Linked DNA regions of Homo sapiens: region 2 is linked to region 1. Evidence: chromatin contacts called from ENCODE Hi-C or POLR2A ChIA-PET data. All regions are on one chromosome and are shown on one strand. The core of a region is the stretch at or near the end of the contact, and the rest is flanking DNA. Distances in the headings are between cores, read along the strand shown. Region 1 has its middle 9.2 kb from the start of LINC02612. Region 2 has its middle 52 kb from the start of LINC02612.

Region 1 (4,519 bases), core at 581-3,080:
TGACCTACAATAAACACACTTTACCACTTAGGGGTATTTTTCTCTGTTTCCTGTAAACTGTGATACATGTGCATTATAAACCTCATACATTATTAACAGAGTTTGTTTTCTTAAAAAAAATCTTGGCAGAATACTATTGGAATTAAACCAATTCAACTTTCTGGACTTTAAGATGGCACAGATCCAGACTGAGATTCAGAAATAAAAAAACAATAACAATCATCAGTTATTTTAATTAACAACCACCACCACAATAAATCAGTTATTTGAAGAAAATCTTCACAAATAGCCTTATGGTAGAGATTTCTGTTGATGGAAATAGTACGGAAATGCCAACAAATGAAAGGGGAAAATAATCTGACTTTTACTGAACATTTAGTAGGAATAAGTCACCACAGAAAGCCCTTTTACATATGCTGTGCCATTTAAAACTTACACAGCCCTCAAAAACGCTATTAAAATTCCCACTTTAAGGATGAGAAGCTGAAGTTTAAAAAACTTGATAAACCTGTCAAGGGTACAGAACTGGTAAGTGATAGGTCAGGGATTCAAACTCAGATCGAATTGGCCAGTGCTCATCCATTTTTTAACGTGGCTACTGGTTCTAGCACTTGGGTGTGTTGCTGTAAGAATAATCATTCTAAGGGCCACAGGAATCAAGGTTAAGCTCAGGACGGGAAGTGTTTGGCATCTCCAAGGCTGTCCCGAGTCTGCTTTGGAGTAGACCCAACCTATGGCTGACCCCAGAACCACTCAGCCTGTGAGAACCAAACAATCTTCACCTAGAACTGCAGCATCGCATCGTCAGATGATCTCGAAGCTGGGTCAATCGGATTCTATGTCACAAGCCTCATGTTACAAGTCTCCAAAATCCCTAAGACAAGATATTTATTGGGATACAGGATGTTTGGTAATCCCAATAAAGATAAAATGTTATGTTAGCAATTATTGCAGAATACCTCCTACAGGTATGAGTCAGCAACTCATGACCTTGCAATTACATTGATATTTCTGCTGTGAAACAAATGAATATTCATACTAAATAAAGAAAAACAAGGTAATACATAGGCCTGTCAGTTCAGAGAAGATTTTGCCTCTAAATGAGTTACAAATACTTTTGGATTTAGATTCTTGGGGATTTCAGAATTGTATATAAAGAATTGTGTATCTGTGTTGTTGTAAGTGTATGCTTCTGGGAAACTATAGTTTCTGTTTGGAGAGGAATAAAAGATTAAGGAGACATGAACTCTGAATACTACTTTGCTGTTGATAAAACTATTTTCATATGTTATTTCACCCTTAGAGTAACCATGTGAGAGACTTTTATTCTATGTTATTGAAGAAGCTGGTCAAACTCAGAGCTTGAGAAACTTGCAGAGGGTCAAAAAGCCAGGAAATAATAAGACTGCAAACATTTATATCCTTTGACATCTATAGGGAATCTGATACTAGGTCCTACTTCCAATTGAACCTCTTTCTACTGTAGAAACTTCCAAGCCACTAAACCTCACTAACGTTTGGCTTTCTTGTCTATAACCTGGGGATAATTATCTTTTCTGTCTAGTTCAAAAGATTTTAGTGGGAAACAGATTATATTGTACTAGAAAAGATATTATTATTATAATACACCTGCATTTGTTTGGCTTAGAGCCCACATGGGGCTTTGTCAGGACAGACAGCATTGTCTGTATTTCCTGGTGAGCTTGTCAAAACTCCTCGTAGGATGACCAGAAGGGGACCTGTCCTCTCCTGCCGAGCCTAAGCACACAGCCACAGCTGCAAAGCCCTCACTTTTTAAAAAAAACTTTCAGCTGATCTCTGAGCACATTCCATTCTCATGATGTGCAAATTTTAAAGGACATTTGCCTCCAAGCAAGTTGGAAGAAAAAAAATGGAACATCTTTTTCAGTCTTTGGACCTCAAAATACATAATTCAGGTAATAAAAATATCATATCACATGTTTTATTGTTTATTTCCATATAATACAGAGATGCATATTTGGAAGGAAGTTATCTTCCTTTTCATTGCAGTTTTTTCAGGACCTCACTAAGAAGCAGCAATGCCGAAATCTGCTTTATTGGAAAACTCTTGGAGAATGTGTCCGGAAAAATGTGCTAAAGGGCATTGTTATGCCCGAGATTCAGTTAAAATAAAGGCCAAACCAGTTCCTACTCATATATCTTGTAGGCCACCACTTATACTATGATATTAAAGGACAATTTAGGCATAGCTCCATTTTCATAACACCAGCATGATGGAAATATTGTAATACATTTGTTATTTCCTCATTTGTTATTTCCTTTCTTCTAATCTTACACACAAATATACATCAAATTTCATGTAAGTGAATATATATATATAATTTTAAGTGTGGATAAGTGTTTATTGCATATATGTGTATTTGCATGTACATATATTAGTGTACACATTCTCTATAAGTGGTCATTTATTCAGCAAACATATATTAATTACCTCATGTGAATATCTATGAGGCACTGGAGATAACAACAACAAAGCAAGTATAACCTAGTCCCTAATCTCTAGCAGAAGGACATTCATGGAAATGAATAATTTGATTAGTGCAGTATGAGAAAATTATCAGTTTTATTGAGAGTCCAAGGTAATTGTATAGGACAGTGTATATATCTCTTCAATTATATATAAATCTCCTAGAAGCTAGGACTGTAGAGATACTACTTTGCATTTTGCCGACAGATAGAATATTGTTTTGTACATAGTGTATGCTTAGTTCATATTTAATTCATTAATATGGTTTTCTTTCAATAATCTGAAAAGTATTACTCCAGAGTAGTGACCAAACTTTGCATGTGAAGGTCATACTTGCTGGAGTGATTTCTGCATAGGACCCTCACAAATCAATGCTTTTTTTTTGGCCCAGACTTCACTGACACTAAGTTGTCTTTCTTTTCATTTATTTATAAGGTATTAAATTCTAAAAACAAAACAAAAGAAAACAAAAACAGCACTGAATCACACCTACAGGGCTAAACAAATGAAAAAAAAATGAGATGAGTTATATACATATATATGGGGTTTCAAAATGATTTGGTCATTTCTTTGCTAGCACTCTCACTTTTCAAGCCAGCCTTTTTGTCTTTAGAGCTGAATATATTAAGTCTTTTCTCTGCGGTTATTGGAGTTTCTGGTAGAAGATAAGACGGAAACAGAGGTTGTAACTCTTTAAACATGTTGATTGGAGATTATCTGTGGATTTTAGTGAACCTTGGGTAACGGATGTTGGCTCTTATGGCTGAGACAAAAGATGCTGGGAATGTTCCCTAGATGGGATAAAAGAGAGAAATTCTTCCCTAAAGTATTAAGTTCATGGCTTAGGCTTCTCCGAGCATTTTTTGTTGGCAAGGTTGTGTTTAAGTCCAGAGACAGAGTTGTCACGATTAATTTCTATTTATGAGGCATTCCAAATATATTGTAGTGTAAAAATAATAACCAAAATTGTTATTTTCAGGTATGTGAGCTGTAAAGCTGACACTTCAGCCCTCTGGCTATTTTTCAAGACATTACCTAATACATTACCTCATAATGATGACTAGAGGGAAACATTTTCGAAAGCACAGTCATAAAGTGCTTCGATAAAGCCCACCCTAGGTCTCATAGCAAAACCTAGACATTAATACCTCCTAATAGGAGTTAGGGGGCACAGCTATCTCTGTTCACTCATAGTACTATCATTTATGTCCCTCAAGATTCTCTGTTTCACTTTGGGACAGAAATCCTGGCAGGTAGGCTATGTGACATAAATTGCACCTAATTCTACTCCAGGAAGAAAAGAACTATAAGTACCCTATAAGTAGCTGTAACAGACAAAACTCTGTCTCCCTATTCATTTTTATGCAGTGGGAAAAATTATCAGCCAATAAAGCCTTACTTTTGCAATTGTGCCTCTCAGAGTCCTGTCCCTTAGGAAGGGGCAGGGTTGGGACATATAGGCACAGAATGGGGACAGCGGTCTACCAAAGCACCACTGGGAACCTGCAAAAGGCTGCACTGCTACACTTCTGCCAGAACCAGATATAAAAGACTGAAGAGTGGCTCAGGAACTGTCACTGGCAAGGGCTGGTTGCAGAGCTCATTTTTCATTTGCACTCAGAGATGAAAAACTAGCTTTCTCATCCCCAGGGCATCTGCAAGCAACATCTCAATTACCTCATTTCTCTCCTTTTTATCCTACCTCTCACGCCTCTGTCCTTGCCATTTCCTATTCAGAGCTCCTGAAAGATCATCCAAGATGGTGGCTCTTGATTCTGGTTATGCATTAGACTCACTTAGGGAGCTTTGAAAAGAATGCCGACCCCTGGGCCTCACTGGTTATCACTTCTAATTCAGATGACTCGAGCATTGTTGGCATGTTCACAAAACCCACCAGTTAATTGCAACATACACTCACGGTTAACAGCCATTGACTTAAGACGTTAGGGATTTTTTTGGTAGGTAATGAGTAGCTAGTAATGTTTCTGTGACAAAGTAAATCTGGTGACA
Region 2 (4,519 bases), core at 615-3,114, 61 kb before region 1:
TACAGCATATTTAAAAAGGTAATTAAGGCTAAATAATGCATAAAGGTGAGGCCCTAATCCAATAGGATTGGTATTCTTATAAGAGGAAGAGGTACCAGAGTTCTGTCTCTGTCACGAAAAAAAAAAAAACAAGTCACTGATGCATTGAAGCCATCTCCTCAGTGATGGTCAGGTGATAAAACTATAAAAATAATTGTGCTTGGATCATTTTGCCTATTAAGTACTGATATCTAAAAATTGTACTTCTTAGAAAATTGTATTTAAAAATTATGCGGCCGTATTACCTGTTGCAATCAATGTTGTGGTCCACATTGATTGCTTAGCATGGTGCTCTTACCAAATCTGCAGGCTTACCTCAAATGTGCGTACTTGAGAGACGTAACACAGTTTCTTTAAGTTAATTTGAATTTATATGCACAAACTACAACATATGGCCAGTTTAAATAAGCATTGGTTTGGGGGTATTGTAAACACATTTGATAAACTACTTTAAATCCTATTTTGAATATATAGCGTACTGTTCTCCCATCTGGCTCTTCCATGCAATTTCTGAAGTTTTAATGTCAATTTCTACTCAGCTAGCTGATATGTAGCATGCAGACTTGACTTAGGCCTCTCACACATTTCTGTTACTTATTCTGGGTGTTGCATGCCCTCAAGGAGCTCTGTAGTTCCTTGGCAAAGTTTTTTCTTTATAGAGAGGGCTTGGCCTTGCTTCCTTTCTAAGTAGGTTCATTTTAAAGGATGTTCTTTCCCAAGGTGGAAATAATTTTCCTGGACGCAAGACAAACTGGTTGTTTAAAGGAGCCAGACACTTCTGCCTGCTAACTTTTTTGAGCCCCCATCACTTTCCACCAAAACAAACACAGGATAGGCCATATAAGACAATTATCTTCGTAGACAATATAAACAAACATAGTTGACCACTTATTAACTATGCCTATCTAACCTGTCTCCAGAAAGCAGTTTATAATGAGAAAAATATACAATAATGTTGATAAAATTAACATAAATTAAATATATGAATTAAAAAGAAACCACCATATGCTAATCACTCAGCCTGATGAGCCACTATGATAAAGATTACATTTATCTCTGAGCCTCCTGGAAGTCAAAGAAAAAGCAGATGAGCTATGAGCTCCTCCAGTTGATGATGGGGCAATGATAATTTTTTACTGCCTGTTGTGTGACACCTTTGTCCTAACATACATCTTCCAGCCACCCCATGAGACTAGTCCACCATCCTCATTTTAATATGAGGAAGTAGATACTCATAAAGGGAAAATGCCTTTATCAAGGAGAAATAGCTAGAAATCTTGGAAATAGTTCAGGTATGGCTGTATCCCACTTTTGTTCTTTCTAAAATCCAGGAGCATGGTATTAAATTTTAACTTAATAAAGGTATGTCTGCAGATTCTCCCTTGATATCATTGCCTGGGAACAGAAAATAAAAATATGATATTCAGGAGTATATTATAGTAGTTTGTAGGCAATTGTTTTTCTTCCTATGACCAATACCCAGTGGTAATGTACTCATCAGTTTCCACTTACCAGAATATCAGGAAAGTGAAACCATCCCTATAAAGTTTATAAAATTAATCAGGGAAGAAGAGAGGGGGAGAAAAAAATAAACCAAGCTTACAGCACACTTAGCATTAATCATTAGGTCAGCTGCTCTCTGACCCACTTCCTCATAGTCATTTGCTGCCTATTACCTCAGAATCACATTAGACCCTGTCCTAGGATTATAGTTCCCCTTAACTGCTCTGTAGATAACATCTTAAGCATTGTGAAACATTAAATTTTCCATTTGAGAGATTCTTTCAGGCCCTGCCTACTGATGAAATCACTGATGTCAGCTGGTCTGAAGGACCCCATGACATACTGACTCACTGAATAATACGGTTTCCACATCCTGACGAGTTCATCCCCTTACCCTGACTGATAAATGATCCCAGTTTTCCAGCCCTTTGCCCTCCATGATCCTCTTAAAAACTCCTAAGGGAGATGCATCTGAGGGTCCCTCTCATCTCCTTGTTCAGCTACCCTGTGATCATTAAATGCTTTCTTTGCTGCAAGTCCTGCTGTCTCAGTGTGTTGGTATGTTACTGTGCAGTGGGCATGCAAACCTGATGGTCCTGTAACTAAAGGAAGTTTGCTAGAGGGAGGAAATGTGTTGAGAGCATGAGTCTCTTCTTCTTATATATGTGTTTTCCACATTCCAATAAAAAATTAATTAATTTCTTTATTACTTACCTGGTGTACAAGTTTCCTTGGGCTGCTGTAAGAAATTACCATACTGGGTGGTTTAAAACTACAGGGATTTATTCTTTCATGGTTCTGAAGGCCAAAATCAAGGTGTAGGCAGGGAAGCATTTTCTGCTGATGCTCTAGGGGAGAAGCCATTCTTTGCCTCTTCCAGCTTCTGGTAGCTGTTGGCATGTCCTGACTTATAGCTACATCACTCCAATCTCAGCCTCTGTAATCATATCACCTCCTCTTCTTCTGAGTGTCTGTATCTGGTCTCCCTCTGCCTCTCTCATGGGGACACTTGTGGTAGCATTGAGGATTCACTTGAATAATCCAGGATAAGCTCCTCCTCTCAAGATTCTTAACTTTGTCACATCTTTTGCCATAAAATATAATGCCCTTTTGCCATTTTTTAAGCTTACCGCATCTGTGACCTTTGGCCCAAAAGATTCACATCTGTCCCACATGTGAAATATATCCACCTAATTCCAACATTGTAAAAATTCTCAATAGATTTAAGCATCTATTCAAGTCCAAAAATCTCATCTAAATATCATCAGTTCAAAAGTCCCAAATATCATTGCTATGGTCTGAATGTTTGTGTCTTCCCTAAATTCATATGTTAAATTCTAATCACCAAGGTGATGGTATTAGAAGGTGAGGCCTTTGGGAGGTGATTAGGTTAGGAGGGCCCTGTCCTCCTGAAAGGGATTATAAAAGAGGCCCCAGAAAACTGCTTTGCCTCCTTCCATCATGTGAGGATGCAGCAAGAAGGCACCACCTGTGAATCAGAAACTAAGCCCTCACCAGACTCCAAATCTGCTGCCACCTCAGTCTTAAACCTTCTAGCTTCTAGAACTGTAAGAAAAAAAATTCCTGTTGCTTTTAAGCCATCCAGTTTTTTGGTAATTTGTTACAGCAGTCTGAATGGACTAAGGCAATCATCATCTAAATCAGGTATGGGTGAGGGTCTGGATATGATTTATTCTGGGGCAAAATTCTTTCTGTCTGCCTAGGAAATTAGAAAATAAGTTATCTTCTTTCAAAATGTAATGGTGGGAGAGACAGTTATAGACATTTTCATTTCAGAAAGGAGAAAATGGAAAGAATAAAATGGTAACGGGTTCCAGGTAAGTTGAAAATTGAGCAGGACAAATTCCATCAGGTTTCAAGGCATGAGAATCCTCTGTGACTCACAACTGTGTATGCCTCTGCATTAATGTCTACTCTCAGAGTCATTCTTTTTCTTGGAGGGTAGCACATATTTTTAGCTAATTAGTTTTATCAGCATGTTTTTTGCATGTAGTATTTTGGAGTCCAACAGTATTTCTTCATGTTGTCTTTGTCTTTCTCAATCGAACTAACAATGTTTCTGCTAATATAATATTCTTGAAAACCTGTGGGTCTTCCGTGAATTTCACAGGAATACACAACATGAGACAACAACACTCTCCACAAATCGTCCCCGGATAATCTCATCTTGATTCTTGGCTTCCACTGAGACGACTGAGTGGATCCATGAGTCACACGCCTAATCTCTTTAGTTAAAAGGTGTCCAACTACACCCTTGGCTTTCTCTCCAGAGCGTGCTTTCCTAAAAGTGAATCTTCTAATTTTGGCATTGTTTTCAACCTGTAAAGGCTGATAATTTCTCATGTCAATATCTGATTCATTTTTGCTTAACTGTTCTTTCCTCAATTTATCTCTTTCCTCTCTCATTTTACTATATGCAGCAAGAAAAACCCAGGGCACACCTGCAATACTTTGCATGGATATCTCCTCAGCTAAATGTCCAAGTTTATCACTTACAGGTTCTGCTTTTCATATAACTGTAGGATGCAGTTTGGTGAAATTTTCTGCCACTATGTAACAAGAGCCACCTCTTCTTCTATTTCCAATAACATGTTCCTCATTTCCTTTTGAGTTCTTGCCAACCGTACCTTTAACATTCATATTTCTATCAATATTCTGTTCATGAAAATATATATATTTGCTTAGAAAATAGAAGCTTTCTCTACTGTGCTGCTTCTTCCCTCTGAGCACTCATTAGCAGTGTCTTTTAGTTCTATATTTCCTTTAACAATCTGCTCAAAGCAATTTAGAATTTTTCTGTCAAGCACCTCATAATTCTTCCAGACTTTACCCATTGTCCAATTCTAAAGCCGCTTTAAAATGTTTAGGTATTGTTACCACAGCACCCCACTTCCTGGTACCAAGATCTGTATTAGTTTACCTCCAACTGGGTGGCTTATGACTACAGGAATTGAGT

What was found. A loop is a pair of places that touch in the nucleus more often than their neighbours do. ChIA-PET counts read pairs that join two places held with the same protein, here RNA polymerase II (POLR2A).
Region 2: a map of PC-3 shows a loop between it and region 1 (9-fold over the local background). The contact joins two enhancer-like sites. A Hi-C loop is called at or near these places in 2 of 168 maps with a recorded cell type or tissue (PC-3 and heart right ventricle). POLR2A ChIA-PET finds 5 or more read pairs at or near these places in 1 of 52 experiments (activated B cell).

What each region holds. Positions count from the first base shown.
Region 1 is chr2:150,617,407-150,621,925 of GRCh38, reverse strand. No RefSeq gene overlaps it. Among named protein-coding and RNA genes, the nearest start is that of LINC02612, 9.2 kb to the left of the region's middle. RefSeq lists an enhancer at 475-1,674. Within about 2 kb of position 1,830, at least 7 of the 41 ENCODE cell types and tissues checked have a DNase peak (open chromatin) inside an H3K27ac peak, as active enhancers do; they include PC-3, where a contact is called at or near this core.
Region 2 is chr2:150,678,881-150,683,399 of GRCh38, reverse strand. No RefSeq gene overlaps it. Among named protein-coding and RNA genes, the nearest start is that of LINC02612, 52 kb to the right of the region's middle. Within about 2 kb of position 1,864, at least 4 of the 41 ENCODE cell types and tissues checked have a DNase peak (open chromatin) inside an H3K27ac peak, as active enhancers do; they include PC-3, where a contact is called at or near this core.